2 separate regions of the Homo sapiens genome follow, and region 1 is linked to region 2. The links are chromatin loops, found by intact Hi-C in ENCODE. Cell type or tissue: ovary. All regions are shown on one strand. Links, peaks and the distances in the headings refer to the core of each region. The heading gives the core; the rest is flanking DNA. Region 1 overlaps THSD4 (thrombospondin type 1 domain containing 4). Region 2 overlaps THSD4 (thrombospondin type 1 domain containing 4).

What was found. A loop is a pair of places that touch in the nucleus more often than their neighbours do. Peaks named below come from ENCODE experiments on the same cell type or tissue, not always from the same donor. Only the 100,000 strongest peaks of a DNase experiment are listed, where the experiment ranks them.
Region 1: a loop joins it to region 2, with 5 times the contacts of the local background. A loop is called at or near these places in 2 of 110 quality-filtered maps.

Annotation. Positions count from the first base shown.
Region 1 is chr15:71,590,740-71,606,166 of GRCh38, reverse strand. All of the region lies in intron 7 of THSD4 (thrombospondin type 1 domain containing 4), which reads right to left. Among named protein-coding and RNA genes, the nearest start is that of THSD4-AS2, 93 kb to the left of the region's middle. In ovary, for the core only: no CTCF peak of the experiment used is centred there; DNase peaks (open chromatin) are centred at 6,416 and 9,296.
Region 2 is chr15:71,657,123-71,672,549 of GRCh38, reverse strand. It overlaps THSD4 (thrombospondin type 1 domain containing 4), which reads right to left. Exons shown (of 18, transcript NM_024817.3): 8 at 11,816-12,020. Among named protein-coding and RNA genes, the nearest start is that of THSD4-AS2, 27 kb to the left of the region's middle. In ovary, for the core only: no CTCF peak of the experiment used is centred there; no DNase peak of the experiment used is centred there.

The DNA.
Region 1 (15,427 bases), core at 2,889-10,888, 66 kb after region 2:
CAGTATTTTCTCTTCAACTACCCAGAGTCAAGCTTCTGCCCTCACTACATGAAGACATTTCCTTTGTCAAGGTTACCAGTGATGCCAAATCACTAAATCTGATGGCCAATGATGAGTCCTTATTTTCCCTGACCTAACAGAACACTTGGCCCAGGTGATGACTCCTCCCTGCTTCAAATACTTTCTTCAAGTAGCCTCAGGCACAGCTCACTCCGTTGGTTTTGTCTCTCTGTCTCTGGTTGCTACTTCTCAGTCTCCTGTGCCTTCCTCCCCATTTCTCAGACTTCAAGCATCGGAGCATCCCAGGGCTCAGTTCTTTGACCTCCATCTCTCCTCTGTCTACACTTGGTAATCTCATCTTGCCTCTTGGCATTGAATACTACATTTACATCTCCAACCTGAAGCTCTCCCAAACCTCAGACTTTTACACTCACTGGCTCTCTGACATCTTTACTTAGGTGTCCAAAAGGCCCTAGAAACTTTACAGTCTAAAATCTAGTTCTCGATCTTTCCTCCCAAAGCCGTTCTTCCCAGTCTTCCCCATCACAGCTGCTGGCTACTTCATCCTTCCCCCTGTTCAGGCTGAAGGTTTGCTGTTATCCCACCACTGCCACTGCTGCCATGTGGTCCAAGCCATCTTCCCCCTCACTTGGGTTTGTTCAGTAGTTAGTAATGGGCACTTCTTCTTCTGTTCTGTCCACTTATTGTCTGTTCCCCACACGGCAGTCAGAATGATCATATTAGAGCCAGAGCTCTGGGTGAAACCCCTCAGGGGCTCCCATCTCAATCCACCTAGAGGCCAAAGTCTTTACATGACCTATACTTAGAACGACTCTGAAGTTTCTCATCCAAACCAGGACGTTTTGATAATAATATTAGGACAGTAGGTATAAATGTGGATGGTCCCAGGCAAACAAAATATATACTTATTCTTCCTATAATGCCCTGCACGGTCTGGTCCCTGTCAACTTCAGGACATTATCTCCTTATCTTCTCTTCCTTGATCCTTCTGTTCCAGTGACGCTGGTCACCTTGTTGTTTCTTAAACATGTAAGAGATGCACCTTTCTTGGGTCTTTCTGCTTGTTATTTCCTCTACCTGGAATGTTCTCCCCTTTGTTTACATGGCAACCACCTTACCTCCTTTGGGTCTCGGAGCAAATACTGCCTTCCCAAAAAGGTCTTCCTCTACCATTCTACTTAAAACTGAGAACCCACTCCCCATTCATTTCCTACTGACCTTTATTGCTTTATTTTTCTCCATAGCATTTCTTCTGCCATTGTTGATAAAGAGTATTTTCACTGGATATAGAATTCTATGTTGACAGGTTTTTTTTTTGTTTTTGTTTTTGTTTTCACTTTTGGCACTTCAAAGATGACACTCCACAGTCTTCTGGCTTGCATATTACAAGTGACATTTTGTATAACTTAAAACAGTAAATAACTGACATTGAATGATACATATACATTTCCTAGCCCTTGCTTGCTAGAACTTTCCTTGGGCTCCTCTAAGTTTAAATGAGGCATTTGCTGATTTGATATAGATAATACACATTTCACCAGGTACTTGTGTGGGTGTCTTACCTTGCATTAGAATATCCTAGGCCTTTCTAATTCTTCCTCTTGAATTCCCTGTGTCACTCATCTGAGGTCATCTCTTGGATTTAAATACATTTGGTCTGAAATTCTCAAACTGCTGAATAAAATGCCATAGTAAGTCCAACTATATGGTTTCATGTAGGGTAAAGTAACCATTGTGGAAGGATTACGATAAAACTGTGTGACAATAAATAGAATAAAAGATGGCAAAACAATCTGTAAATTACAAAGTGTTATAAAAATGCATTGAATTTCTAGTGTTCTTACACTTTCATATTTCTCATTGGCACATCAATCAGACCTTGCCTTCCTAAAGTGGGAGGAAGAAAAAGGCTGCACCTGTCTGGGCTGAGGGTCTGGGCAGAACACTAGCAAAACTTTTAATAAATCTTCATGTCACCACCCCAAACTCATTAGGGCCCAAACTTATTTCATTATCTTCACTATCCCCATGGTTTTCCTCTCCATTATTTTTCATGCCCATCTTCAGCACTTTCATGTTTCTAGTCTTAGAAAACCCAAAGTTAAAAAGGAGAGCAACTTAAGAGTGTTCTATACCTCTTTTCTCTCCTTCATCTGTGGCCAAGGCTATTTTTTCTTTCTTCTAATTCTTGCCCATATTCAGTTCTTCTCTCCATTTCCATTACTAAAACCTTGGACTGAATTCTCCTTAACTCATGCCTGGATGACCACAGCTAGCCTCTCTGACCACTCTCTCTTCAGCCTAACCCACCCTTTATATACTGCCAGAAGAACCTTCCAATAACAGCAATTGTCTTCCTAATGCACCATGGCCCATGCCCACTGCGTCAAATTCAAATTCTCCCACCAGAGGGAGAGGCATTTCAAGCCATTCATAATCTGGCCCCCTTCCAAAGACCCTACCTGTCACAGCCCACCAGCTTCAGGCACCAAAAATCCCATCGGCTTGCTCAGCCAGTCCCTGAACCTATGGGAGCCTCCATATTAGGATTCCCCTCCTGACCATGGCGGGGTGCAGATTTGGTCTTGCTCTCTTCAAAGCCAGTGTCTTGGGAGTAACCTTCCACTCAAAACTTAACTACGCATCTCATGACCCACTTGGTTCTGATAGATGCAGGAGGCAGATAAAGGGGAGGGTCCCTGGAGAATCTCTGACCCACCTCTGCACTGGGAGAACGGGGTGGAGCCACGGGAAGTTCGTGCTGTGTGCAGGGAAAGGAGCCTGGCTTCTTTAGTTCCTGTGTGGTGACCTGGTGTTCAATCTGTGCGGTGGGGGCCCATTAGCAGGATCCCCTCTTGCTTTGCAGAGAGTTTTTTTTCTTTTTGCCCAGTAAATTCCATTCCCCTCACCCTTCAATGTGTCTGTGTTCCTAATCATTCCTGGTGGTGTGACAAAAACCTGGTTTTAGCTGAACCAAGGAGCAAAGCTCTACATCAGTTCTACATTGTACCTGTCAGACATCATTGCATTTGTAGCAAAAATGCATTTTATTCTTTGACCAAAAGTTTGTAGCCAACCTCACCGCTAAGCCCTCACAGGTCCTGAAAGGACAGAGGCAACATAGCGGGGAAAGAGCACAAGCTTTAGAGCCAGAAAGCCCTGGGTTCAAACCCCAGTTTGCCTTCTCACCAGTGGCTACATAAGCTTGGGAATGTCACTTGATCTCTTTGAGCCTTATGTTTTTTCCCCTCCTTATTTGAGATATAATTCATATACCAGACAAGTTATCCTTTTAAAATGTACAACTCAGTAGTATATTCACAAAGTGGTACAACAGTCAAAACTATCCAATTCTGGAATACCTCATCACCCCAAAAAAGAAACCCCATAACCATAACCATTAGCAGTCACTGCCCATTCCCTTCTACTCCCAGCCCCTGGCAGCCACCAATCTGCCTTCTGCCTGTACAGGCTTGCAGGAGCCTTGGTTTTAGTGGTCTCTAAACTGAACGTAACATTTACCTTATAGGATTGCTGTGGGGATAGAGACTGTTTTTCTTTTTCATTTTTTTTTTTTTTTTTTTTTTTTTTTGAGACAGAGTTTCACTCTTATTGTCCAGGCTGGAGTGCAACGATGTGATCTTGGCTCACTGCAACCTCTGCCTCCCGGGTTTGAGAGATTCTCCTGCCTCAGCCTCCTGAGTAGCTGGGATTAGAGGCATGCGCCACCACACCTGGCTAATTTTGTATTTTTAGTAGAGACGGGGTTTCTCCATGTTGGTCAGGTTGGTCTTGAACTCCCGACCTCAGGTGATCTGCCCATCTCAGCCTCCCAAAGTGCTGGGATTAGAGGCATGAGCCACTGCGCCTGGCCGAGACCATTTTTCAAAATGTCTACATCATAATTTAGCATCTAAGAGGACTATAATAAGTTGCTAACAGTATATTAATTATTTTTTGGCTCCTTCAGTGTCTCAAGTACAAAGACCTTTAGCTCCAGACCACCCCTGTTCTTTATTACTGTCCTCACCCCTCCTGTCTGTTCTTACCCACAACTCATTTTCTGTCTCCTAGAACTCTGCCACTCCAAACCCAACATTTAAGATCCAGCTGAAATCCCACCTCCTACATCATGTGAAGTCTTCTCCAGAATAATGCTGCTTTTCACATGGTTTTCCTAAGCTACCCTGAAGAGAAAAAAAGCCCTTTCAGTCTAACTTTAAACATTTCCAATATAATGAGATTCTGGACATGACTCCAGGCTAATCAAACTTGTGTTTATTCTAGATACTGCTTTGTGGCACATACAGAGCTGCTCACGCACACAGCTGCTTTGACACAGTAAAGAAAAAGAGTGCTATGATATTTTCAGGAGAGATTTCTGATCTCGCAACCAAACTTCCATTACCAGATGACGCTGAAGCAATAAATAGTGACATTTCAGTAGCTCTGTACAGGGCAGCTAGATTTTTTCCACGTCCTTGTGATTCACAAATCTGAAGTCATCAAAGATTACAGCCTCTTCAGAGTTTATTTGGTCTTGAAAACGCTCTTAATGAGTTTGACATTTTTATTAAGTTCAAAGTCTTTCACCAAAGACTGGTGCAATTACAGTCATTTATAAAGCGGCCAACAGGAGCAGAGTCTTGGCAGGCCCATGACAGTGCCTTGCAAAGTCCGGCAGCCTGGACATGCTCACCCAGTTTTCTGCCCCCTTGTCTTGGAAGCTCCATGGAGGCCATAAGGGAGCAACCCCTGGAGTGGTGTGAGAGTAGCTATCCTGGAGTGCTTTCTCTAGCTGCTAAAGGCTTCCATTCTAGGCTGATTTCATAAATGCATCAATTCTCCCCACTACCCCCAGCCAATCATTGAGGCAATAAAGGGAGAGGATCTGCTCTCACACACAGCAGGAAGTGTTAAATGATAGTCTTTAGTAGAACAGAATGGTAATGGCTCTTGCTCTGTCATCACATGAGCCTGGACTCAAATCTCGCTTCCAACATGCACTCATTTTATCATTTAATTATCTCACTGGTTGTTGGGCAAGTTATTTATTCTCACCAAAACCAAGTTTCCTCATCTTTAAGATAGGCATGATAGGTTGGGTACAGTGGCTCATGCCTGTAATGCCAGCACTTCAGGAGGCCAAGACGGGTGGATCACCTGGGGTCAGGAGTTTGAGACCAGCCTGACCAACATGGTGAAATCTCCTATCTACTAAAAATACAAAAATTAGCCAGGCATGGTGGTGAGTGCCTGTAATCCCAGCTACTCAGGAGGCTGAGGCAGGTGAATCGTTTGAACCCGGGAGGTGGAGGTTTCAGTGAGCTGAGATTGCGCCACAGCACTCCAGTCCAGCCTAGGCGACAGAGCAAGACTCTGTCTCAAAAAAAAAAAGAAAGAAAGAAAAAAAAAGACAGGCATGATAATAGGGTATTAACTGAGATAATGCAGGTGAAATGCAGAATGTAGTGTCTAGAATGTAATGAGTGTTCAGTTAATGATGGCTGTTGTTACTACTTTAATTGTCATTGTCATCATCATCACTGCATAACATGAACCAGTTTTGGGGGTCACTGAAAATGGTTGGGTGTGATTAATAATTCCCAATCATTCTTTTTCTACTCCAGATATTTAGAAAGTGCCTCATATGTGTAAGGCATTATACCAGGTACTGTGGGGCTTATGATGATTCAGACACAGATTCTTCCCTCAAGGATCTTACAGAAGAGTAAAGGTCATGTATTAAGACAAAGAAGACAATGACAAGAATTCCAAGAGAAGAGCAAACAAAACCTACGGGAATTCAGAAGGGGAGTATAGCAGAAATCACAGAAGGTTTCCTGGAGGAGATGTACCTGAGCTAGTAAAGATGGTAAGATTTGACCATTCAAAGACTAGAAGGCAGGTACTCCAGGAGGAGAGCAAGACTTTGAAATACAGAGCTTTCTGAGTGAGTAAGTCTTGCACAGAACACTAATCCACAGTATTGACTGTAGCTAATTAGTAGCATTTCCCCACGGAATGCTGCAGAATCTTAATTGCTGTTTTAGTCTTAAAAAAGAAACACTTTGGCTGCCCAAAATCAGTCACTTTGGAAGGAAAGTGAAATAGGCTTTCACCAGATGGAGTCATAACAGAAAGAAGACACTAACCACGCCTGGATGTTTTAGAATTTGAGATGTGAGAGCTTATGGTCAAACAGAGAGCCAAAGTGTCTCTTGGTGAGAAGATTTGTGGCTCTGCAGCTGGAAAGGAGCTTCCCATACTGGGGGGCATTGTGGGGAAGACATTGGGGCTTTATGCGGCTCCCAGTGTTTCGGCTCAAAGTGGGCCTCTCCACACAATGCAGAGAGATGACATTTGCCCTTGAATGCACACACGTTCCTCCTGGCCCACTGCCAGAGTCCACTGGAGCGGCTGAGCGGCAGAAGGGAACAGCTCTTAATTTATAAAATGCTCCTCATCAGGTTTTATGAAGAAAATGGAGCAGGGCCTTGCCAGGGGAGCACATACCACGGGCTTGATGGCATGTAATTAGCCTGCGTTAGTATTTGGGCAGCATTCCTGGTTTAAGGGCCTTTCTACCCTTGAGATACTCCATAGCATTTCTATGACCTCACAGGTGGTTAAGGTCTGGCCAGAACAACAGTTTGCCTGGGTTTGAACCTTAAATCTAGGAGTGAAGAGAAAGCATTATGATGTGGATGAACAGGGCCTGGCATATCAGGGGCTCATGAGTATGTGACAATGTGAAAAAATAGTTAGACAGGAAGTGGGCTCTGTGTATGATGTCAGCTCAGAGGACTTGGACTCTCCGCAGGGGACAAGCATCCATATTTCTACTTGGATGGAAAAAAAATACAGCAAATCAATCAAATATTTATCTTGTATATACTGTGTAACCAGCATTACACCATGCTAGAGACAACAGATTGGATTCCAAAGAAATATAAAACATAGTCTCAAAGATTTACAATTTAGCTTCGGAGACAGAACTAAGCCACATGAAATTCTTGTACCCAGTAACATTTATGGTTTTACTAAGGTTTGTCAAGTGGTCCTACCTTTAAATACTGACAGTAGTGCAAGTGGAGTTCAGAGGGGGAAAAAAGGTCGGAGCAAATCGGATTAGTTGAAAAAGTTGTCATAAAGTGGGCAGGACTTAAGCTGGGGTGTTCCTAACATAAGTGACACATGCCTTTGTCAATCTTTAAAAAATAAGTTCCGGTCAGATGCGGTGGCTCAACTTGTAATCCCAGCACTTTGGGAGGTGGAGGTGGGAGGGTTGCTTGAGCCCAGGAGTTCGAGACCAGCCTGGGCAACAGGGCGAAACCCTGTCTCTACAAAAAATACAAAAATTAGCTGGGTGGGGTGGTATGTGCCTGTAGTCCCAGCTAGTAGGGAGGCTGTGGCAGGAGGATCACCTGAGCCCAGGAGATTGAGGCTGCATTGAGCTATGATCTCGCACTACACACTGGGTGACAGAGTGAGACCCTGTCTCAAAACAAAAAAACAAAACAAACAAACAAAAAACACCTAAGAGAAACAGGAAGAACTGTGGAAGATTCCAGCCCAAAGCACAGGGTGGGGCACAAAGAGAGTGTAGCAGGGAATGGAGAAATGACGTCTGCAAAACGGTGGACCCTTCTCCCCAGTCTTCAGTCAACTCCTGGCCTTTACAATGAGTCCTCTAGCATATTTATACTTGATATCACGTATACCTCCTGGCCTTCCTTGTCTCAGTACCCATCAATGCCTATAGTCAAAAGGTCAAACTCATGGCCTCAGGGATGTGTCCCGTTTGACTTTTAAAATGTCATGATGTCGCCACTCTAGTCAAACTAGCACTCTTCAAATGTATCATGGGCTGGATACCTTCTGCCCTTAGTACTTGCTCTTGCTACCTTGGCCTGGAAGGGTCTTCTTGCTCATCTTCCTGACCAATTCTTAGCAGTCTTTCAAGGTCTAACTTTAAAACTGGCTCGGCGAAGCCTTTCCTAACCCCCAGGGCTCTGCCCACCAAGATAGCCTGGCTTCCATCTCTTGACCGGTCCTCTTTGCTCAGCTTAGCCTGCACTAGGAACACTTCTTGTTCCCCTGAAAGCCTGGGAGCACCTTGAAGGCCTGAACCATGACTTATTCATCTGGGTGATCCTAGGGCCCAGCACAGGATTGGGACCATAGTAAGAGCCCACTAAATGTCTGGCGCTCACTAAATATCTGAGGGAGAAATGAAAAGCAATTCCAGGGAGCGTCTGAACTCACTTCCTTTGGGGCTGACACAGAGGTGTTCCCTGATGAGACACACATCGCAGGGCCCTGGCATCTTGGAAGCCACGCCTGGGGACGAGAAGGGATCTGCTTTCCCACCCTAGGAGGCCAAAGAGGGAAGAGACACTTCTCACATAAGGCGTCGAGCTTGTTAAAAATTCGTCAGTGTCATCCAATACTTGGGGGTGGGACATATGCAGGAGAAACTAAGTCATCAGAACTAGGTGGTTTGACCAGGAGTCTTCTCCTCCTGTTCTTCCAAACAAAGTATTAAAAGTGCTTTCTTTGTATACACGATTTTTGGTAAAAAGCTATTTCTTTAAAAGTCTAATGATCCTTAAAATGACCTCTGTTATTATGCCTTTTATAATGTATGTTGTCTATAGAAATAGCTGGCATAAACACTCTGTAAAGAAGTCTAGAAGAGCTGCATGTATATGTTACCACATGTGTATTTTGGTATATATACACACATATATCTGTGGGTGTGTGTGTGTGCACGTGCCTGTACCTATTTAGCAACTTTCTGAATCTCTGAAAATTTGCAAGGTATAATACATATCAATTGCTAAAGAGTCCAATTGTCAGTTTCAGCCAGGCTGTTCTTACACATATTCTTGCCTACTTGAGACAGGAGATTCCGGGTAGCACCAAGGAAGGCCTGTGACAGAAAACGTCCCCAAGAATTTGAGACATTTAATGCTATAATTTAGAAATAATCTAAATGGTCAATGGCCCCACCCAGAAACAAGATTAAAACAACAGTATTTTTTGGAACAATAAGAAAAGAAACAACTTCAAAGTGAAACTTTCAAACAAAGAATTTGGACTGACAGAAAAAAGTGAAATCTAGTTAAATATTTTGGTTTAGCAAGAGCTCCCCTTTGCCTCACCCAGCCCTGTTCCCTAAAGCTTGTGGCTTCAATGTTCCTTGGCTGCTTTCCTTCTTCCCCACACGCCCTCTTTGGCTGCTGCTCTTAAACAACAGCATTCCAAGCCAGGAGAACCAGGGTCACCTAGGGGCCCGACAAACCATTGCCACTCTTCCACCTCCCTCTGCTGCTACATGCTTCTGCTGTCTCCAAAACAGAGCTGCGCTCCCCAGCCAGGAGGCCCGCAGGATTCTAACCCTACCATGTAGAAGGGGAAACAAACAGAAGGTGGTTCTATCATTAACAATTTGGCCCAATTGAGCCTAAAGATTTTTGTCTTTAGGATCAACCTAGACCCTGTCCACACCAGGAAACTTTAGAATTCAAAGAGTTCCCACAAGTGACTCAATCTGGAGTAACTAGATAGAACTAATATCTTATTCTGTCCCCATGGAGCCAGTGTTAAGTTGATACTATGGACAATCTGAATGGCAACTCAGTTTATAAAATACAAAACTCTTAGCAATAAGCTTTCACAGAACCTTCTGGAAGATGAGGCACTGATGCATTTAGTGCATCAGAAAAACAGATGGCCACTTCTGGAATGTGGTGGAAGACTTTCATAAAAAAAAGGCCTTTGGATAATTATCTTGTGTTTGTACTTGGAGAAGAAGAAGAAAGAGAGAAAACCACAACAATGTCACAATCTGACTGCGTTCCTACCCACAGAAGGGTGACACACACTGTGTCATTTGTGGAAGGCCACTCTCCCCTCAAACCCATCAGCAAAATAGAAGTCGCCCCAACATTTCACTCAACCACCACAGACAGTGATTCCTCTAAAGACATGTTTTTAATAAAGGATGAAACAAATACTCACAAGATAAAAGCACAAACAAGGAATACCTCAAGGACATTCTGGTTGTGATTTTAAAAATTCAAAACAAACAAAACTGAACTTTTGCTGGAAAAGAAGCAACAGTGAGGTAGGATGGATGATGCATGTCCTGACTTTCATGGTTAGCAGATGCTGAAACGGTCACCAGCGAAAAACTGTGCTATGTCTCTCAGTCAAATCGATGTGCATAGTTAACAAAAACACAGACACAAGTCCCTTTCTGTCACTTTCGCAGACCTTGGGCAAGTTTCTTAGCTTCTTTGGGTCTTGGTTTCCTCATCTGTAGAATGGGTATAACAGTAGCTACCGTCTTTAAATGGAGGGCGTTGAACTAGCAGATCTTGGGGTGATGGAGTTGGGGGAGTCTTCTGCTCAATAATTCAAGGGAGAATGTTCTCCACTTAACAGGACTCTTTGGAAATACAATCTGCATCCCCTGGACTTGCATACACACATGTGCAATTTTAGGCCCTCTGAGCTTCCAAGTTCTGAACATATGGCTTGTGTATTAGTTCATTTTAAAGCTGCTGATAAAGACATTTGAAACTGGGAACAAAAAGAGGTTTAATTGGACTTACAGTTCCACATGGCTGGGTAGGCCTCCGAATCATGGCAGGAGGCGAAAGGCACTTCTTACATGGTGGTGGCAAGAGAAAAATGAGGAAGAAGCAAAAGCGGAAACCTCTAATAAACCCATCAGATCTCATGAGACTTATTAACTATCATGAGACCAGCACGGAAAAGGCCAGCCCCCATCATTAAATTACCTCCTGCCGGGTCCCTCCACAACACATGGGAATTCTGGGAGATACAATTCAAGTTGAGATTTGGATGGGGACACAGCCAAAGCTTATCACCTTGTTAAAACAAATCTTTAGGATTCACAGTGTCTGACTTCCAGGCCTGTCCACTCATAGTACCTTTCCAGCAATCACCCATTACTTGTATAGAAGAGAGCTTCCAATCCCAATCTGATTAAAGAGAGAAGCTCATACATTTAGTTTAGTAAGAAACTAGCTGACTTTTCAAACTCAGCTCATCTTTGTTCTCTATTCCAAACTTTTCCTGTTTATACCATATCACCACTTAGTTCCCACCACTGGGATTGACTGACCCCCTAGATAGCTGGTAAATGCTTCCTTCTTCTTTGACACCTAGCTCAGATGTCACCTCTTCAGAGAAGCCTTCCCCAATCCCTCCCTCCCAAAGGAGACTCAGCTGCTCACTTATTTCCGCTCCCGAGCTCCTTGTATATCCCTCATGCATAAAATATACTTTGTTAACTTCTATCTCTCTTTCTTGACTAGGAAGTCCTCCAGACCAAGACTGTATCTTATTTCCCCTCATGCACATCACACAATACTGATATGGGGTAGGAAATGGGTTAATGCTTGTTCGATACATGGAGGTCTGAGCACCAGCGATCTGGAGCACAGCTTTCCCATGTCTGCTGCTGAAGCCTGGGAAGCAGCTGAGACCCCAGGGAAGAGGCCTAAGGTCTCCACCTAAGGCAATGTGGGGAGCCTCTTTGATTTTGGAAGCCTGGATCATTTGGGCACACCTGGGTCGGGCTGGATACTCTGGAGCTCAGGCAGAGGCTGGCTCACAGAGGGCAGAAATCCCAGCTACTAAGAGGGGAGGCCGAGGTGGGTGGATCATGAGGTCAGGAGTTCAAGAACAGCCCAGCCAACATGGTGAAACCCTGTCTCTACTAAAAATACAAAAATTAGCCAGTCGTGGTGGCAAATGCCTGTAATCTCAGCTACTGGGGAAGCTGAGGCAGGAGAATAGTTTGAACCCGGGAGTTGGAGGTTGCAGTGAACTGAGATCGTGCCATTGCACTCCAGCTTGGGCAACAGTGACACTTTATCTCAGGAAAAAAAAAAAAAAGGATTCATCCAGGCTTGGGAACAGACTGGAGTGAAAGGAAATAAGAGTCCAGTGGATCCCTAGGCTGTGAGGCAGAAGGGGCAGAGAGAGGGACCGGGCAGGAAAAGGCAACCCCCATGCTGAGCTGCATTCAGCACCATTGTGCAGCTCATGTCCAGCTGCCCCACCTCACCACCCTCTCAAGTCCCTCCTGTTCCTGGGCACCTTTCCCCTCTTCCCTCTTTCTCATCAGCCCCCATTCTTAGTGATTTCAAACAGTCACTAATTTGGGTAGTAAGATTTTTTTTTTGCCGGGGGGGTGGGAAGGGGTGTCAGGATCTTGTGTTGTTGTCCAGGCTGGAGTGCAGTGGCGCAATCATGGCTCACTGCAGTCTCGACCTCCCAGGCTCAAGCAATCTTCCCACCTCAGCCTCCCAAGTAGCTGGGACTACAGGCACATGCCACCATGCCTGGCTAATTTTTGCATTTTTTTTCTATAGAGACAGGGTTTTGCCATGTTGCCCAGGTTGGTTGGTCTCAAACTCCTGGGCTCTTGTAATCCACCCACCTCGGCCTCCCAAAGTGCTGGGATTACAGGTGTGAGCCACCATTCCCCAGCTGATAGTAAGAATTTGCATCCAAACACCGAGGACAGAAGAGCAGGAACAGGTAGGAGGGCACTGTCATCCTGCCTTGTCACACTGTCTCCAGCGAGTTAGGGTGCTTTTAAAAGGTCACCCATGAGGGTTTCTTACAGGTTTTTTTTTTTTTTTTTTTTTTTTTTTTTTTTTTTTTTTTTTTTTTTTTTTGAGACGGAGTCTCTCTCTGTCGCCCAGGCTGGAGTGCAGTGGCGGGATCTCGGCTCACTGCAAGCTCCGCCTCCCGGGTTCACGCTATTCTCCTGCCTCAGCCTCCCAAGTAGCTGGGACTACAGGCGCCCGCCACTACGCCCGGCTAATTTTTTGTATTTTTAGTAGAGACGGGGTTTCACCGTTTTAGCCGGGATGGTCTCGATCTCCTGACCTCGTGATCCGCCCGCCTCGGCCTCCCAAAGTGCTGGGATTACAGGCGTGAGCCACCGCGCCCGGCCTACAGGCTCTTTTTATCACAATGGACAAAGAGATAAGGCTGGGGACAGGATAGAAACCTCTGCTCACTTCCTCTGCTCACTTCTCCACTTGATTTAGATTTGGCTCTGACCCTCTCTGGAAAGAACCTGAGGTTCAAATCTCTATTTTCGCTAGGTGCATACCCTTGGAAAAGTTAATGAATCTCTCCAACATTCCAACTGCTCTGCATTAAAACAAAGATGCTCCTGCTGACCTCACAGAACTAAGCTGGAACGCGATGAGAGAGGGCAGGCAGGACAGTCAGCTCAGCATGGGGTCCGTGTGGCTGCTTGCTAAATGTTACTCCTCACCCCTCCTCTCAGTCAGCACTGAAACTCAGGACTTGTAACACCTCGATGCTCAATATTCTAATGCATGCTGTTCTCAACCTAGAGGCAGGCTACGTTCCAAACATTTGAAAGCTGAACTATGAACGTGTTTTCCCACAAAATGCATTCTGTAAATGGTGATTGGGTTCCCAGACCTATCTATAAAAGTGAATCCAGCCCACAGTGTATTCACTTTTATAGACAGGTCTGGGAACCCGATCACCACGTATAGAACAGTGACACAATTCTGTTGTTTTTCTGGAGACCAGAACCCAACTACCCAGGAGGGCATGGTTTCTGTGGGAAAATGTGTTCTGAATTCCAACTTGTCATGCCGGGCAAACAGCTTCTCCTAGCACCTCTACAGACAAGTAACAGCTCAATTCCTGGGGCGGCAGGGCCATGTGGCTGTGCACACGCTCAGATGGCTCTGGGGGCTGCCAACAGCCTTCTCCCTGCCACTGCGTCCTGCAGCTCCTGCCCATCATGGGCTTCACTGCTGGTGGAACATGGGGGAACAGGGCATTCACCTCAACAACTGTCAAGAACCTCAAATGGTTTCCCTGCCAAAAGATCCAAACTTCCTCTCTGCTTCTTCCCATGGTGGCCACATGTTGGCTTAGAAATGTGTGTACTTTTCTCTTTCAATGTTACTGCTGTGTGATATGGAGGAAACATTGCAAGCTATGGAGAAAAACCGTAGCTCAAATCCTGGCTACATCACATGCTAGCCAGTGACCTTGGGCCAACAAGCTAATCCCCCAGCTCTCTTTTCCTCGTCTTTAAAATGAGGGGCATTAACATCTGCCTCATAGGGATGGGAAAATTACACGAAATAATGTTCATGAAAACACGACATGGTGCCTGTCACCCATCAGGCCCACAAACATTTGTTTTCTTCTTTTCTTCCTTTATTTCTGTAATGAAACCACTTCTGAACAATACCATTCCCATTTACCTATTTACCTGCTGCCTTTTTGTTATATACCCACTTTTTTGTTTCTCAGTTTTTGGTATATGGAACATATCTGGATTTATTGATTTTTTTTTTTTCTAAAAAAAAATCTGGCCGCAGTCTGAACATCTCTCCCACAAATAGGCTGGTTGCAAACATTCTTGCAGAAGGTTACACTGGGCCTCATACTCCCAACAGCTGCCCTCTGACATCTCCTGGAGCTTCACCAGCATGAATTCACCAGGTGTTTGTCCTTGAACTCTCCCTTTCAGTGTCATCTGCCACACATGGAGCATGTCACATGTGTGACAGGGAAGCCCAGGGGATGATCTGCTCCTCTACCTTGCAGATGGGAGTCAGCCAAGAGGATCGGTATAGCAATGCTCTTGCTGTGTGAGAAGTGAAGCTGTCTGAGCGATCAAAATCTTATCACATAGTTATATGTTTGTGACATGCATAAACAGAAAACAGAAGGAGATGTAAAGAATGACACTTGAGCTTAGACCAAAGGTAGGCACAACAGGGCAGCCTTGAAAGGCTAGAAAAGCCATGGACAGCCAATTGCAATTCCGAACTCCACCACACACTACTGTCTTACCTTCAGTCACTGACTTTCTCCAAATTCCAGCTTTCTGAGGTTCATAATAAACAATTGCCTTGCCTATTTTGTGACAATAGGTAAGAGGAAGTCTATAGAAGTGCTTTTCTATTTTGAAAAGCCCTTTCACAACACAAGATATTGTCATTACTGTTATCATACATACTGTCATATGAGAACGGACTATTCTTTTTTTTCTTCAACTTTTTTTTTTTTTTTTTTTTTTTTTTTTTTTTGAGATGGAGTCTTGCTCTGTCGCCCAGGCTGGAATGCAGTGGCGTGATCTTGGCTCACTGCAAGCTCTGCCTCCCGGGTTCAAGCCATTCTCCTGCCTCAGCCTCCTGAGTAGCTGGGACTACAGGTGCCCACGACCATGCCCGGCTAATTTTTTTTTGTATTTTTAGTAGAGACAGGGTTTCACCGTGTTAGCCAGGATGGTCTTGATCTCCTAACCTCATGATCCGCCTGCCTTGGCCTCCCAAAGTGCTGGGATTACAGGCGT
Region 2 (15,427 bases), core at 3,583-11,582:
GCCCTCTCTCACCACTCCTATTCAACATAGTGTTGGAAGTTCTGGCCAGGGCAATCAGGCCAGAGAAAGAAATAAAAGGGTATTCAATTAGGAAAAGAGGAAGTCAAATTGTCCCTGTTTGCAGATGACATGATTGCATATTTAGAAAACCCCATCGTCTCAGCCCCAAATCTCCTTAAGCTGATAAACAACTTCAGCAAAGTCTTAGGATACAAAATCAAGGTGCAAAAATCACAAGCATTCCTATACACCAGCAACAGACAAACAGAGAGCCAAATCATGAGTGAACTCCCATTCACAATTGCTTCAAAGAGAATAAAATACCTAGGAATCCAACTTACAAGGGATGTGAAGGACCTCTTCAAGAAGAACTACAAACCACTGCTCAACAAAAATAAAAGAAGACACAAACAAATGGAAAAACATTCCATGCTCATGGATAGGAAGAATCAATATTGTGAAAATGGCCATACTGCCCAAGGTAATTTATAGATTCAATGCCATCCCCATTAAGCTACCAATGACTTTCTTCACAGAATTGGAAAAAACTACTTTAAAGTTCATATGGAACCAAAAAAGAGCCCGCATTGCCAAGACAATCCTAAGCCAAAAGAACAAAGCTGGAGGCATCAAGCCACCTGACTTCAAACTATACTACAAGGCTACAGTAACCAAAACAAGCATGGTACTGGTACCAAAACAGAGATATAAACCAATGGATCAGAACAGAGCCCTCAGAAATAACACCACATATCTACAACCATCTGATCTCTGACAAACCTAACAAAAACAAGAAGTGGGGAAAGGATTCCCTATTTAATAAATGGTGCTGGGAAAACTGGCTAGCCATATGTAGAAAGCTGAAACTGGATCCCTTCCTTACACCTTATACAAAAATTAATTCAAGATGGATTCAAGACTTAAATGTTAGACCTAAAACCATAAAAACCCTAGAAGAAAACCTAGGCAATACAATTCAGGACACAGGCATGGGCAAGGGCTTCAGTCTAAAACACCAAAAGCAATGGCAACAAAAGCCAAAATTGACAAATGGGATCTAATTGAACTCAAGAGCTTCTGCACAGCAAAACAAACTACCATCAGAGTGAACAGGCAACCTACAGAATGGGAAAAAATTTTTCCAATCTATCCATCTGACAAAGGGCTAATATCCAGAATCTACAAAGAACTTAAACAAATTTCCAAGAAAAAATCAAACAACTCCATCAAAAAGTGGGCGAAGGATATGAACAGACACTTCTCAAAAGAAAACATTTATGCAGCCAACAGACACATGAAAAAATGCTCACCATCACTGGCCATCAGAGAAATGCAAATCAAAACCACAATGAGATACCATCTCACACCAGTTAGAATGGCAATCATTAAAAAGTCAGGAACTACAGGTGCTGGAGAGGATGTGGAGAAATAGGAACACTTTTACACTGTTGGTGGGACTGTAAATTAGTTCAACCATTGTGGAAGACAGTGTGGCAATTCCTCAAGGATCTAGAGACCCAGCCATTCCATTACTGGGTATATACCCAAAAGATTATAAATCATGCTGCTATAAAGACACATGCACACGTATGTTTATTGCGGCACTATTCACAATAGCAAAGACTTGGTACCAACCAACCCAAATGTCCATCACTGATAGACTGGATTAAGAAAATGTGGCACATATACACCATGGAATACTATGCAGCCATAAAAAAAGGATGAGTTCATGTCCTTTGTAGGGACATGGATGAAGCTGGAAACCAGCATTCTGAGCAAACTATTGCAAGGACAGAAAACCAAACACCGCATGTTCTCACTCATAGGGGGGAAATGAACAATGAGAACACTTGGACACAGGATGGGGAACATCACACCGGGGCGTGTTGTGTGGCAGGGGGATGGGGGAGGGATAGCATTAGGAGATATACCTAATGTAAATGACAAGTTAATGGGTGCAGCACACCAACATGGCACATGTATACATATGTAACAAACCTGCACGTTGTGCACATGTACCCTAGAACTTAAAGTATATATATACATATATGTAAAATTTAAATCTAAAAAAAAACAAACAAAAAAAGAAAATGTGGCACATATACACCATGGAATACTATGCAGCCATAAAAAAGGATGAGTTCATGTCCTTTGTAGGGACATGGATGAAGCTGGAAACCATCATTCTGAGCAAACTATTGCCAGGACAGAAAACCAAACACCGCATGTTCTTACTCATAGGTGGGAATTGAACAATGAGAACACTTGGACACAGGGCAGGGAACATCACACACCGGGGCCTGTCATGGGGTGGGGGATAGGGGAGGGATAGCATTAGGAGAAATACCTAATGTAAATGACGAGTTAATGGGTGCAGCAAACCAACATGGCACAGGTATACATATGTAACAAACCTGCACACTGTGCACATGTACCCTAGAACTTAAAGTATAATAATAAAAAAAAAGGTACACCCGAAGTGGCATAATCCTGGAGGCTTCCTTGGCAGTGGAGCTGAAGAGAAGCCTGTTTCTTGTCATTGCAAGGAAATTGCAAGGCAAACTAAACAGGTTTGTTAAGCAGTCACTGATACATATTGGAGTCTTGAGATAAAGCAGGGAAAATATGTATTAAATTCATTATCATGCTAGGCAATTCGTGTTTATCCTACTGAATCCTCATATGCCTCTAAGAGAGGATGATTTGTATCTGTCTGCCTGTCTGACCCCTGCCCACGCACACTCAGAGGAAACCTGCCTGACTGCAGCCTGGCAGCATACTGGGCTCTGCTCCATTTGGAGAAAAGGACTGTTGCAAAAACAGATGAAAGTAATTGTGGAGGAAAGCAACTGAACGTACCTAGAATAAGCAACTATCCATTATCTTTATAAATATAAACTGACAACTAAGGATTGATCATCAGACATTCAGAAGAAAACTAAACAAAACGGGCAAGTTTTAATAAAAATTCTTAAAAGCTAGTTATAGAAAGAAAAATCCTTATTTTGGTGAAAGGTATCTGTCAGAAAACCAACAGCCACAAAAAAAAAGGACAGAATTGTGTATACCTGTGTAACAAACCTGCACTTTCTGCACATGTACCCCAGGACTTAAAGTATAATAAAAAAAGATGAAAATTTTTCACCACAGAGTAATAGATAATTTAAGCAGAGTTGAAATGTAAGATAAAGGCTAATATTTTAGATAGACATCACCAAAAATGGTTATTACTGATTATGTATATGAGTTCTTAAAATCAATAAGAAAACTACAAGTGCAATTTAAAAATGTCAAAGTCATAGAGTATAAAGAACAATAAAAATTAGTGGTCAGGAAAATGCAAATAAAAAAGATCTAGTAAGAATTAAGTACACTTATAATATTTAGTTTTGGTAACGGTGTGAAGAAAGAATTATTTCATGTGCTTCTGGTGGGAGTGTAAATTGGCACGACTTTGGAGAGAAATTTTGCTTTATTTTCCAGAATTTTAAGTGTGCATTCCATTTGACCTACAAATTCTTCTGCCAAGAGTCTATCCTACAGAATTATTTATATAAGTATGAAAAGATATACATATTAGGATATTCATGGAAGCAGTACTTGTTAGAGAACCTTTAAGTTTTCTTCTCCAAGAATTTGCTCAGTTTCTTCCAGAAATAACTTTTCCAGTTATTTATCTTGGGCCTTATCTTTCATGCTATAGGCTTAAGAAAATGTCTAGTGATCCTTGGTCACCCATTCATGTTATCTTCAGTTATCCATTGGCATTCAAGACAAAAGCAATGTGAAGGTTTCCTGAGAACCCTGTGCACGTTGTGAGAGTTTGTTAAAAGGCTAAGTTCTACAGAGTCAGAGAGTGGGGTACCAGTCAGCAAGCTGCCCTTTCTCCAATTCCACAATGAAGACAGAAGTCTTGCAGCACCCACCTCTCATCCATGTCCTAGTTCCTTTCCGTATTTGGACGAGGAGGCAATGCCAGCATTCTGAATGTGTGTGTGTGCTGGGAGTGGGGGTGTCTGTTCCACAGACAGGTTTTTTCACTTCTTTCCCCATTTTCAGCCACATTCTCCCCTTCTCCCCTCCCTTTTACCTGCTGTCTTCCAGGCTCAGAGCCTCTTGGGGCTTCATCTCACAGGTCAGCCCCTTCTCATCCCAGACCCCCTCTGCACACCTGGGCTGTGATTTCCTCTGCTCTGCTAGTGAACATCCTCCCATCTGCTTTCTGTCTTCCAAAAATCTGTTAAGATATTTGCTCACTGATGCCCCCACTCCAGTCTTAGTGGTTTTAGGTCACATCTTTTAGTTAAATCGCTTTAGTATCATTTTGAAGGAATCTTTGGAGAAAGGGAAGAAAAGCTCATGTGCTCAGTCTGCCATCTTGAACCAAAATTCTAAAGTATTATTTGTAATGTTAGAAAACTAGAGGCAATCTAAACATCCCTCAGTAGGGAAGTACCTAAATAAATAATGGTACATCCACTGTACAGAATACTCTGCACTAAAAAAAAATCAATAACATAGGCTTATATGTATTAATATGAAAAGATACCCATGATATGATATTAAAATAAGGACACAAATTGCAAAAAGTATGTATAGTAATATCAATTTTAGAAAATAGCTATTTATTGGTACTTACAGAAAGGGCTGGAGAATACACAATGAACTGTGAACAGTGGTTATTTACCTTCAAGTAGTCTTTACACTTGAAGGCAGTGGATCAAGTGTGGAGTTTGTATGAAGAGGGAATTTTACCTTTTTGCTCTATTTCATTTGTCTTCCTTGAAATTTTTACAGTGAACATGCAAAAAATATTAGGGATTAATAGTCATACGAATGTAAGACATCATAGTATTTAAACATCCAATGTTTCCTGTAAAGAAAGCTGTTCAAAGAATAAATTAAAGCTTGCAAATTATAGATGATCCATGATACTTGACTTTTTTCAATGCTGACCATTACTGTTGTTTAAAACTTTTAGGAGAACATGCTTAAAAGTAAGAATACTGCCAGTTTATTTTTGAAAGTTTACAGATCTTTAAAAATTCCTTCCAAGTCTAAAACTCTATGACAATCTAACATGTTGGCAGGTGGTACATGTCTTGTATAATCAATTTGTGCTTGGTATGCTTTTATGTCTGATTTCTTAACTGTTGCATAATGACATTAGTAAACTGAACTGACTGAACTATGCCAAACTTTGATATTTCAGCTAAAATAATTTTACAATATCTTTTATTAAGAAAAAGGCAAGTAATACAAAATGTCAATCATTTAAATAAACTTTTTTTTCCCCAAATGGCAGAGTTCAGAATAATTCACATACAAAAGGAGAATTCATAGCTTACAATAGATACAGGAGTTCTAAAGTCTTTCCCATTTAAAAAAATTTAGGACTCTAGAACTCATGAAACAGTCTATATTTTGGAGCATGTAAACAAATTCAAATAAACAGAAATTTGGAGCTCAAGTCTGCAGAGTTTCATTGGTGTATAACCCCAAATGAGATGAATAAACATCTTATCTCCTGAAATATGTGCACCATTAAATGTTATGATTTCTCTAGCTTTGCTTGGAGACAAGAGTAAGCATTGTGGTGAGTTGGCCTCTTCCCCCAGCTCTACATAGGCCACTCCTCCTAGGAGTTATGGCTGGGAAGGGGCCAGACCCAAAGCCTTCAGAATCTGAGTCTAGTAGGCTAGGCCTTGATGGTCAAACTAAATTAAGCCAGAAACTCAGAGTTAACTTTAATGTACCATCACTATAAATATATCAGCCAAGGTTTCTGGAATACATGCCTCCGTTTTCTATTTAGTTTTTAAGTTTTAAATTTTAATTTTCATATCTTAACTCTATAATTATACCTTCAGTAAGTTTTAGTAAGTCTAAAGCATTTTGAAATAAGCAAAGTATTAATAGTAAGTTTTAGTACGTCTAAAGCTTTTTGGAATAAGCAAAGTATTAATAAATAATGTCCAGTGTTAAAGATCAGAAGGCCATGTATGTGAAAATGCTTTGGAGACTGAAGTATTATATATGTGTGGTATGACTACTGTTATTAACTGAGAAGCCTAGGGTGGGAGGAGGGAGAAGATCAGGAAAAATAACTTAGGGGTACTAGGTTTAATACCTGGGTGATGAAATAATCTGTACAACAAACCCCCATAATACAAGTTTAACTATGTAACAAACCTGCACTTGTACCTTTAACTTAAAAGTTAAAAAAAGAGAATCCTAGGGATGCTCATTTAAATATTGAGGGCTTAAAAAATCATTTAAAATGAGGTAATTCAAAAAGAACAAAATACTTAGGAATACAGCTAACCAGGGAGGTGAAAGATCTCTGAAATTTTAATTCAAAACACCACTCAAGGAAATCAGAGATGACATAAACAAATGGAAAAACATTCCATGCTCATGGATAGGAAGAACCAATATCATTAAAATGGCTATACTGCCCAAAGCAATTTACAGATTCAATGTTATTCCTACCAAACTACCAATGAAATTCTTCACAGAACTAGAAAAAACTATTTTAAAATGCATATGGATCAAAAAAAGAGCCCCAAAGGCCAAGGCAATCCTAAGCAAAAAGAACAAGGCTGGAAGCATCACGTTACCTGACTTTAAACTATACTACAGGGCTACGGTAATCAAAACAGAGTGGTACTGGTACAAAAACAGACACATAGACCAGTGAAACAGAATAGAGAAATAAGGCCCAGAAATAAGGCCACACACCTACCACTATCTGATCTTCGACAAAGCTGACAAAAACAAGCAATTGGGAAAGGACTCCCTATTCAATAAGTGGTCCTGGGAGAACTGGCTAGCCATATGGAGAAGATTGAAACTGGACCCCTTGCTTACACCATATATAAAAATCAACTCAAGATAGATTAAAGACTTAAATGTAAAACCCAAAACTATAAAACCCTAGAGGACAACCTAGGTAACACCATTCTGGACACAGGAACTAGCAAGGATTTCATGATGAAGATGCTAAAAGCAATTGAAACAAAAGCTAAAATTGACAGATGGGATGTAATTAAACTTAAGAGCATCTGCACAGCAAAAGAAACTGTCAACAGAGTAAACAGATACCCTACAGAATGGGAGAAAATATTTGCAAACTATACATCAGACAAAGGTCTCATATCCAGCATCTATAAGGAACTTTCACAAGTTTACGGAAAAAAAAACAACCCCATTAAAAAGTGGGCAAAAGACATGAACAGAAGACATACTTTTCAAAAGATGACGTATGTATGGCCAACAAGCATATGCAAAAAAGCTCAATATCACTAATCATTAGAGAAATGCAAATCAAAACCACAATGAGATACCATCTTACACCAGTCAGAATGGCTATTAATAAAAAGTCAAAAAAGAACAGATGCTGGCGAGGTTATGGAGAAAAGGAAACACTTATACACTGTTGCTGGAAATGTAAATATTTTCCAACTATGGTGGAAAGCAGTGTGGTGATTCCTCCAAGAGCTAAAAACAGAACTACCATTCGACCCAGCAATCCCTTACTGGGTATATACCCAAAGGAATGTAAATCATCCTACCATAAAGACACATGCATGCATATGTTCACTGCAGCACTATTCATTATAGCAAAGACATGGAATCAACCTAAATGCCCAACAATGACAGATGAGAGAAAGAAAATGTGGTACATATACACCATGGAATAGTATGCAGCCATAAAAAGAATAAGACAATGTCCTTTGCAGGAACATGGGTGAAGCTGGAGATCATTATACTTAGAAAACCACGCAGGAACAGAAAACCAAATACCACATGCTATCACTTACAAGTGGGAGCTAAATGATGGAAGACATGGACACACACAGAGAAACAACAGACACTAGGGCCTACTTGAGGGTGGGAGGAGGGAAAGGATCAGAAAAAATAACTATTGGATACTAGGCTTAGTACCTGGGTGACACAATCTGTACAAAAAACCCCAGTGACGTGATTTTACCTATATAAAAACCTGCACATGTACACCTGAAGCTAAAATAAAAGTAAAAAATAAGATTAAATGAGGTGATTAAATCATCAGCTTCAGCATTAATAAATACAAGTCTGCCTTTTTCATAGAAATCTATTTTCTATTGTTACTGGGGAATCAGTTATTTAAAAAAATACCAAATATTTCACAGGGAAAGTTTTATTTGCATGACAAATAACTAAAGGTAATTCTGGAAACAACAGGAAACTAAAAAAAAATAAAGTTGTAAAAGTTCTGGAATCTTTGGCTGGGCATGGTGGCTCATGCCTGTAATCCCAGCACTTTGGGAGGCTGAGGCGGGCGGATCACGAGGTCAGGAGATCGAGACCATCCTGGCTAACACGGTGAAACCCCATCTCTACTAAAAATACAAAAAATTAGCCGGGTATGGTGGTGAGCGCCTGTAGTCCCAGCTACTCGGGAGGCTGAGGCAGGAGAATGGCGTGAACCCGGGAGGTAGAGCTTGCAGTGAGCTGAGACGGCGCCACTGCACTCCAGCCTGGGCGACAGAGTGAGACTCTGTCTCGGAAAAAAAAAAAAGTTCTGGAATCTTGAAAGCAATGATACAAATGTGAAGTATTCATTTCCTTTATATTGCTTATTCTGCAGATCAAACTTATGCAAATAGCTGAGTAAATTTTGTGTATCAAGTCAAATTTTACAGAAAATACAGTTTTCATAGCCAGAACTCACAAGGTAAGAAAACCAGAACCCTCATTGTTACCTAGAGAATTATGGAGAAACCTACCACATATCTCTTTGAAAAAGGTTTCAGTGTTTGACAATGTACAATGTAAAAAATAGCCGTCGAAGAGTTCAAAATAGCTAGATACACCTGGTAGTGGTTTCTACATGATCTCAAGCAATCTCATGTATATTTACTTTTAAAATATACAGACTTCACAGAGCAGGAATAGTGGGTTTGGTAAAGAGAACACCTGTGAAGAGAAAAGGGCCGTAACCAACGTACACTTCAAAAGGATGAATTTTATGGCATGTGAATTATAGATCAATTTTTTAAAAAGAGAATACACAAAGCACCCCAGGTGACGTAAGTGCTCTAGAAGGAATCTCTGTTCGTCATCTCTGGAATCTGCTTTCATTAGAGCCTGCTCTTTTGTTTCTGCTCTCTCTCCTTCACACACGGGACCTTATGTAATATTTTCATGGACGCTACCGATTTCATGTGCACCCCACTGATCTTTGGGCATAGGAAGTTGAACTTGACTTTTTGAATCACCTCTCCATTGACTTTTTTCTTTTTCTTTTTTTTTTGATATAGTGTCTTGCTTTATTGCCCAGGCTGGAGTGCAGTGGCACGATTACAACTCACTGCAGCCCTGACCTCTTGGGCCCAAGTGATCCTCATGCCTAAGCCTCCCAAGTAGCTAAGACTATAGGCATGTGTCACCGCATCTGGCTGATTTTTAAATTTTTTTGTAGAGATGGGGTCTCACTTGATGTTGCGCAGGCTGGTCGTGAACTCTTGACTTCAAGCAGTCCTCCTGCCTTGGCCTCCCACAGCGCTGGGCTTACAGACATGAACCTCCCTGCCCGCCCCTCACTGACTCCATTTTCCCTCTGCCTTCCCTTCATCTTTTTTAAGGAAAGAGGAAATGTTTATTCCACAATTTTGATGGAATCAAAACTGACAATCTCTCTGAGACAAAAGAAAGGCAATGAACATTTGTCAACTGCCTAATAGGTGTCAGGGGCTCTGCCGAGTCTGAAATATCTGTATCCTATTGAATCGCATGACTACTTATAAGGTGAAGATTCTTATTCCCATACTCCAGATGAAAACAACAAGCCTCCGAGAGCTTCCTCCATTCAGACATCCAGTAGATATTCACCCAGAATGTCTATTTTTTATTCAGGGGGCACAGCTTGAAAACTGCTTACTGAATACAACTAACTATAGCCAGGGAAAATGTACTAAAAGCAACACAAAGCTAATAAAAAGTGGCATTGTTTGCCGGTACATCTGAACACAATCACAATTCAAATAATCCCCAGAAGAACATTTCCCATTCTAGGAGGCAGGATGTTTATGGAGATGTGATCTCATAGCAGTACAAAAGAAAGGAGGAAACACACAAACACTATTTTTCAGTATTAAAAAGAATATACAAAGCACTCACTGGGAAACTAGGTTTTCTGACACTCTGGTGGCTCCTGGGTTTTGTCAAAGCAAATTGAACAGTTTTTCTTTGATTGGGTTTGTCTCTGAGTCCCATCTGCCATCCCTTCCTCCTCCCCCCCCGTAAAACCACTTAGTTTTGGCTGCATTTGACTAGATGGGGATGGAAGAGCTGTAGAATATGGAGTTCCCGAGTCTGGAGTTAACTTGTGGGTGATCCTGATATTTGAAAGTTGCAGACTTAATAGTCTTTCAAGTGCTGCAGCCATTGACTGCTGCACGGCCAGTGGCACACCAGAGGAACTTAGGTTCTGAGACTGCCCATGGGTATCATCTCTTGACAGGCTACTACACCTGGAGCTAGACTGCCTGGTCTGAACCCCAGCTCCACCTCGTTATGGTATGGTGAGCTTGGCAAGGTACATAATCTCTCTGTGCCTGCTTTCTTACATGTAAAGTGGGGATGGGAATAGCTTCTTTTCCCTGTTGAGAGAATTCAAAGATTGAATGCTTGCAACACATTAAGAATAGTGCCTGACACATAGTTTGTTTTAGGTAAGTTCCTGTTCAATAAATAATTAAAAGATAAAAATGAATATAGCTATTCATTAAACAAATGGCTCCCTTATATTGTTAACTGATTTAAACATGCTTACATCTATTAGAAATTCATAAAAAGTAATTTGTTCAAGGCCAGGCGTGGTGGCTCATGCCTGTAATCTCAGCACTTTGGGAGGTCGAGGTGGGCAGACCACTTGAGGCCAGGAGTTCAAGACCAGCTTGGCCAACATGGTGAAACCCCATCTCTACTAAAAATACAAAAATTAACTGGGTGTGTTGGTGCACGCCTGTGGTCCCAGCTACTCGGGAGGCTGAGGCAGGAGAATCATTTGAACCTGGGAGGCGGAGGCTGCAGTGAGCAAAAATCGCACCACTGCACTCGAACCTGGGTGACAGGGCAAGATTCTGTCTCAAAAAAAAAAAATAAATAAATAAATAATGTGTTCGATTGGCTTGTGGTTTTTATCAGATGGAATGCAAATAGCTCCAAAGTCCAGAAGGAAGTATCAACAAAGATCTTTTGTAGAAAAATGGGTTAAAATTGGCCTCTCAGTATTGATGATGTTGCCCAAAATGATTGCTGGAGGATTCCACAGCTTTTCAGAAGACATGCACACTACTATGTATAGGTCTGCTGCCCCAGGCAGATGAGGCAGAAAGAAGAGAAAAATGGCTTCGCTTTAGACCTCCAGGGAGTGAAGGTATAGATAGGATCAATTGTCCCTGGCCACCTCAAATCCCAACAGAACAAACACTGGCTGGTCTCCGCGCTTTGCAAAGAGCTTCTCCCATCTCAGAGCAATAATTTGGGCTGTTATCCACTTTATAACCATGTTTCTCTTGGGAAAAGCAAAGGCTGGTTTAAATGTATAGATATTAAGTATTTATCTGCAAGAAGGACTTTTTTTTTAACGTTCTCCACTCAAGCTTCTCATTTCAAGGCGCAGGCCAGGTGGTACTTTGACATTCCCCAGGGGCACTGCCTGCATGCCCCGGGACTCTCGGACACTGCTGTGTCTATCTCACAGTTCTGAAGGAATACATCATCTGGCAGGGACAGACGGTTTTCTCTGGAAAAAGACCAAGCTTACCCAAATAGTTGTTGCTCTTGTACATCTCCGTGATGTTGATTTTCGTGGCTCCCTCGGGAATCTCCACGACGCGGTGGTAGCCCAGGCTGGTGAGGGCATGCTTAAACACGCCCGACACAACCTGACAGCCCGTGTTGTCTCCTCCACACACCCCACATTTGTCCACGACTTTGTCGGAGCCTAAGTAGTCATCACAGCCAATGCTCTGCAAAAAGACAGAAAACAAAAGACTCATAGTATGTATCAGGAGCATGCAGAGGAAGGAAGGGAGAAGATCCCTGGGCAAGAAATTTCTTTTCTAGCTATTTACGAAATGTATATTCTAGGAGTGGGGTGGGAGCCACAGACGGTAAACCAGACAAGTAAATAAAACAGAGTTTGTTTGGTGGTGGTAAATGATCAGGAGAAAAATAACACTGGGAAAAAGACTAGGGAAGATGTAGGGTGCTAGAAATTTACTTAAACAGGTTGTACAGTGAAGTTGTTCTGAAAATCCCCGTTGGACTCTGGAAGGGGAGAGGATGGTCTGTGCTGGGATTTTTATATAAAGAATCTCTCTGGAATCATGACAAGTGCCACATCTGAAACTGAAGTTTGCCCTCATGTCTTCTTATAGATGCTACTCTTAGCAAAGTACCTCCAAAAGTAGTGTTCCCTGGACCAGTTTCTTAGGAAATTAAATGGTTTGGGAGCTGAACCTCTAACTGGTAACTGTGGCTCTAGAGGCCTCAGAAGCAGGACTTTTCCTTGGTTACCCCAGAGCACTTTTCCCAGAGCAGAAGGATGAAGGTAAGCAAGAGCCAGAATCATCAACAAACGAGATCATAACCTGCTAAACCACAGAGTGCTGTCTGTAGAGCTGGTCTCATCAGTGTATAAAGGAATTCTGACTTTCCTGAATTCCCTCCCCCGACAAAAGGAATCTTCCCATTACTCATTCTAAGATCTTTTTGCTTTATCTCTCCCTCCTCATTCATGTTTCCGTTGGGACCATTTTATGTCGCACACACAAATTAAACTTTGGGCCAGACATGGTGGCTCATGTCTGTAGTCTCAGCACTTTAGGAGGCTGAGGCAGGAGGACTGCTTGAGCTTAGGACTTTGAGACCAGCCTGGGCAACTCAGTGTGATCCAGTCTTTACAAAAAGTAAAAAATTAACCAGGTGCGAGGGCACACACCTGTAGTCCCAGCTACTCAGGGAGGCTAAGGTGGGAGGATCACTTGAGGTCAGGAGTATGAGGCTACAGTGATTGCATCATTGTACTCCAGCCTGGGCAACAGAGCAGGCCCTATTTTAAAAAAACCAAAAATTAAACTTTGGAACAAAATGGAATGATCTTCACAAAATCTTTTTCTACTTCTGAAGCTTTCCACTCCTGACCTCACAGGGCTCAGGATCATGTTTCCTGAATCTAAAATTGGGACTCATGTTCTGAACAAAGAATTCTGTCACTTTTCCATGAGCAGATGGAAGTGGGTAGATTATGGTTTGGACAATGAAATATTGTGAGTACAGGATTATTCACTGGGTCATGAGGATATGGAAAGATACTTGAAATCAGAATGGTATTCTAATTCTTGAGACACATATTCTCCAAATCACAGGCTTGTCCTCTTTCTTGAATTCTAAGTGCAATAATCAGACCACATCTCTAGGACAAAGTGAGCAGCAAACCAGTCAAAGTCCACTTTTGATTTTGTTATGCAACCCTGGGTCTCTTCAGGTAGGTCCTATAGGTCAAATCCTGTGGGCAGAGTCAAATCAAAAGGTGCCCATTCCTTCCCCTCTAGTTGCATGCCTGATTGAAACCTTTCTGCAGGCACTGCCCTTGGGCATTATTGCTTCCATATTCCCAAGCGCACATTGACCCATCAATAATGACTGGTCTCTCTTCACAAATAGCATCTCTGTAAAACATTATCTCTGACAGTAATAGAACATCATCTCAATATGCTCATCCACATCCAATTAGCCTTTCCAAATGCCATGTTTGCTATGTATTTCTCCTCCCTCAAATCCTTCTCAATCTGCCCCACGCACATTTTAGCAGAAAAAATAAGGAATATGTTTTCCATGTGTGATTTCCATAGCCCCACCCCCCTTGAATTCTCCCTTGCTTTGAAACAACAACAACAAAAATGTCACCATCAACAGGGGTTTTGAATAGTAGAACCCATGTTATCAAGGCAAGATTCCAACTGAATCAAGGAGATGCCTCTGACTGTCATCAAGGGGGAAGGTAGACAGGAGAGGTGGTCAACACCCATTGCCTGCCCTGTCTAGTGACATCTCACACTCCCTCCCTTCCCAACCTCCAGTCTGTTGCTGCTACCCCTGGACTCGACTTGTCCAGACTGAGCTCATTCTCATAGGGGTCCTTCTGTTAAAGGGAACAATGTGTACACAGGTAGGAAAGAACACAGAATGACACGGCTGAAGTGCAAGCCTGCTGGGAGGGATAATACGAGGCTGGAGAGTTCAGCGGAACTTGTCAAGAATCTTGTTTGCCAGATTGAAGAATTAGATTTTCATCCTATGGCATCAGCAACCCCCAGATGTCTGGAGAAGGGGAGAGCCATGCTCAGACTTGCTTTTCGGTGGTAACAATGACTGCAGTGTGGAGCGGGCCTTACCTAGAGTGGAGACAATGAACCGTCCAGTGAGTCCCTCTCCTGTAACTAGGGTGTCAGAGATATTTCAAGAATGAATGAGAGTCGCCAAAGATGGGACAGACGTCACATTAATCACATTAATCCTCAGCCCCAGCCCAGTTAGAATGGAACTATCACAAGGAAATTACACTAGCATGGATAGCTTCAGATAACCACAGACACAGACAAAATGTTATTTGATCTTGTGAATCAGACATTATATGAAAATGCTCTGCACAGTTTGATGGACACACCCCCACCAGATTTCCTGCAGAGCATGGTTGCTCTGGATCAATCTAGACATGGGAAGGAAAGGCTGCAAGAGTTTTTCCTGGTAGATGTCGAAGTAGCCTGGAGGTTGGTTTCAGTGAAGCATGCGGCTGCACAAGGATGCCAAGAACTAAAGGTGACAGCCTGTCTACCGGGAGCCATGATCAATAGCTTCCTTAGAACATACTAGGAGCACTCTTCAGTGTTCTAGTGGCTACCCAGGCCTCTAAGAGACTGAGTTCCCATGGAGTTACCAAATATCTCTCCTTTACTTCACAAAGCAAGAGGGACAACTCCAGAATGAGAACTAGGCAGACAACACATATTCAAGACCTTAATATTTAGCTGAGGCCAAGGGCAAATTACACACATGACAACTGTCCCTTCTCCTGCACAGGGCTGTTGTGAAGATCAGATGATGTAATGAGGGAAGAATTGGACTAGATGTCTAGGAGGGCATGGCTGGGGAATGACCTCTGGACTAGGATCTGAATGACATGAAGGACCTGCCATGACAAGATCGAAACACGTAAAGATGCATTTCATCACTGATATTGTTGAGTGACTACACTGAAAAGGCTGCCTGGAAAATCCCAAGCTGAATCAGACACAGGTCCTGACTTTGGGAATCTGAGTCTAACAGGAGCAATCAGACATACACATAGAGAATCACAAGCTATCAGGCCATG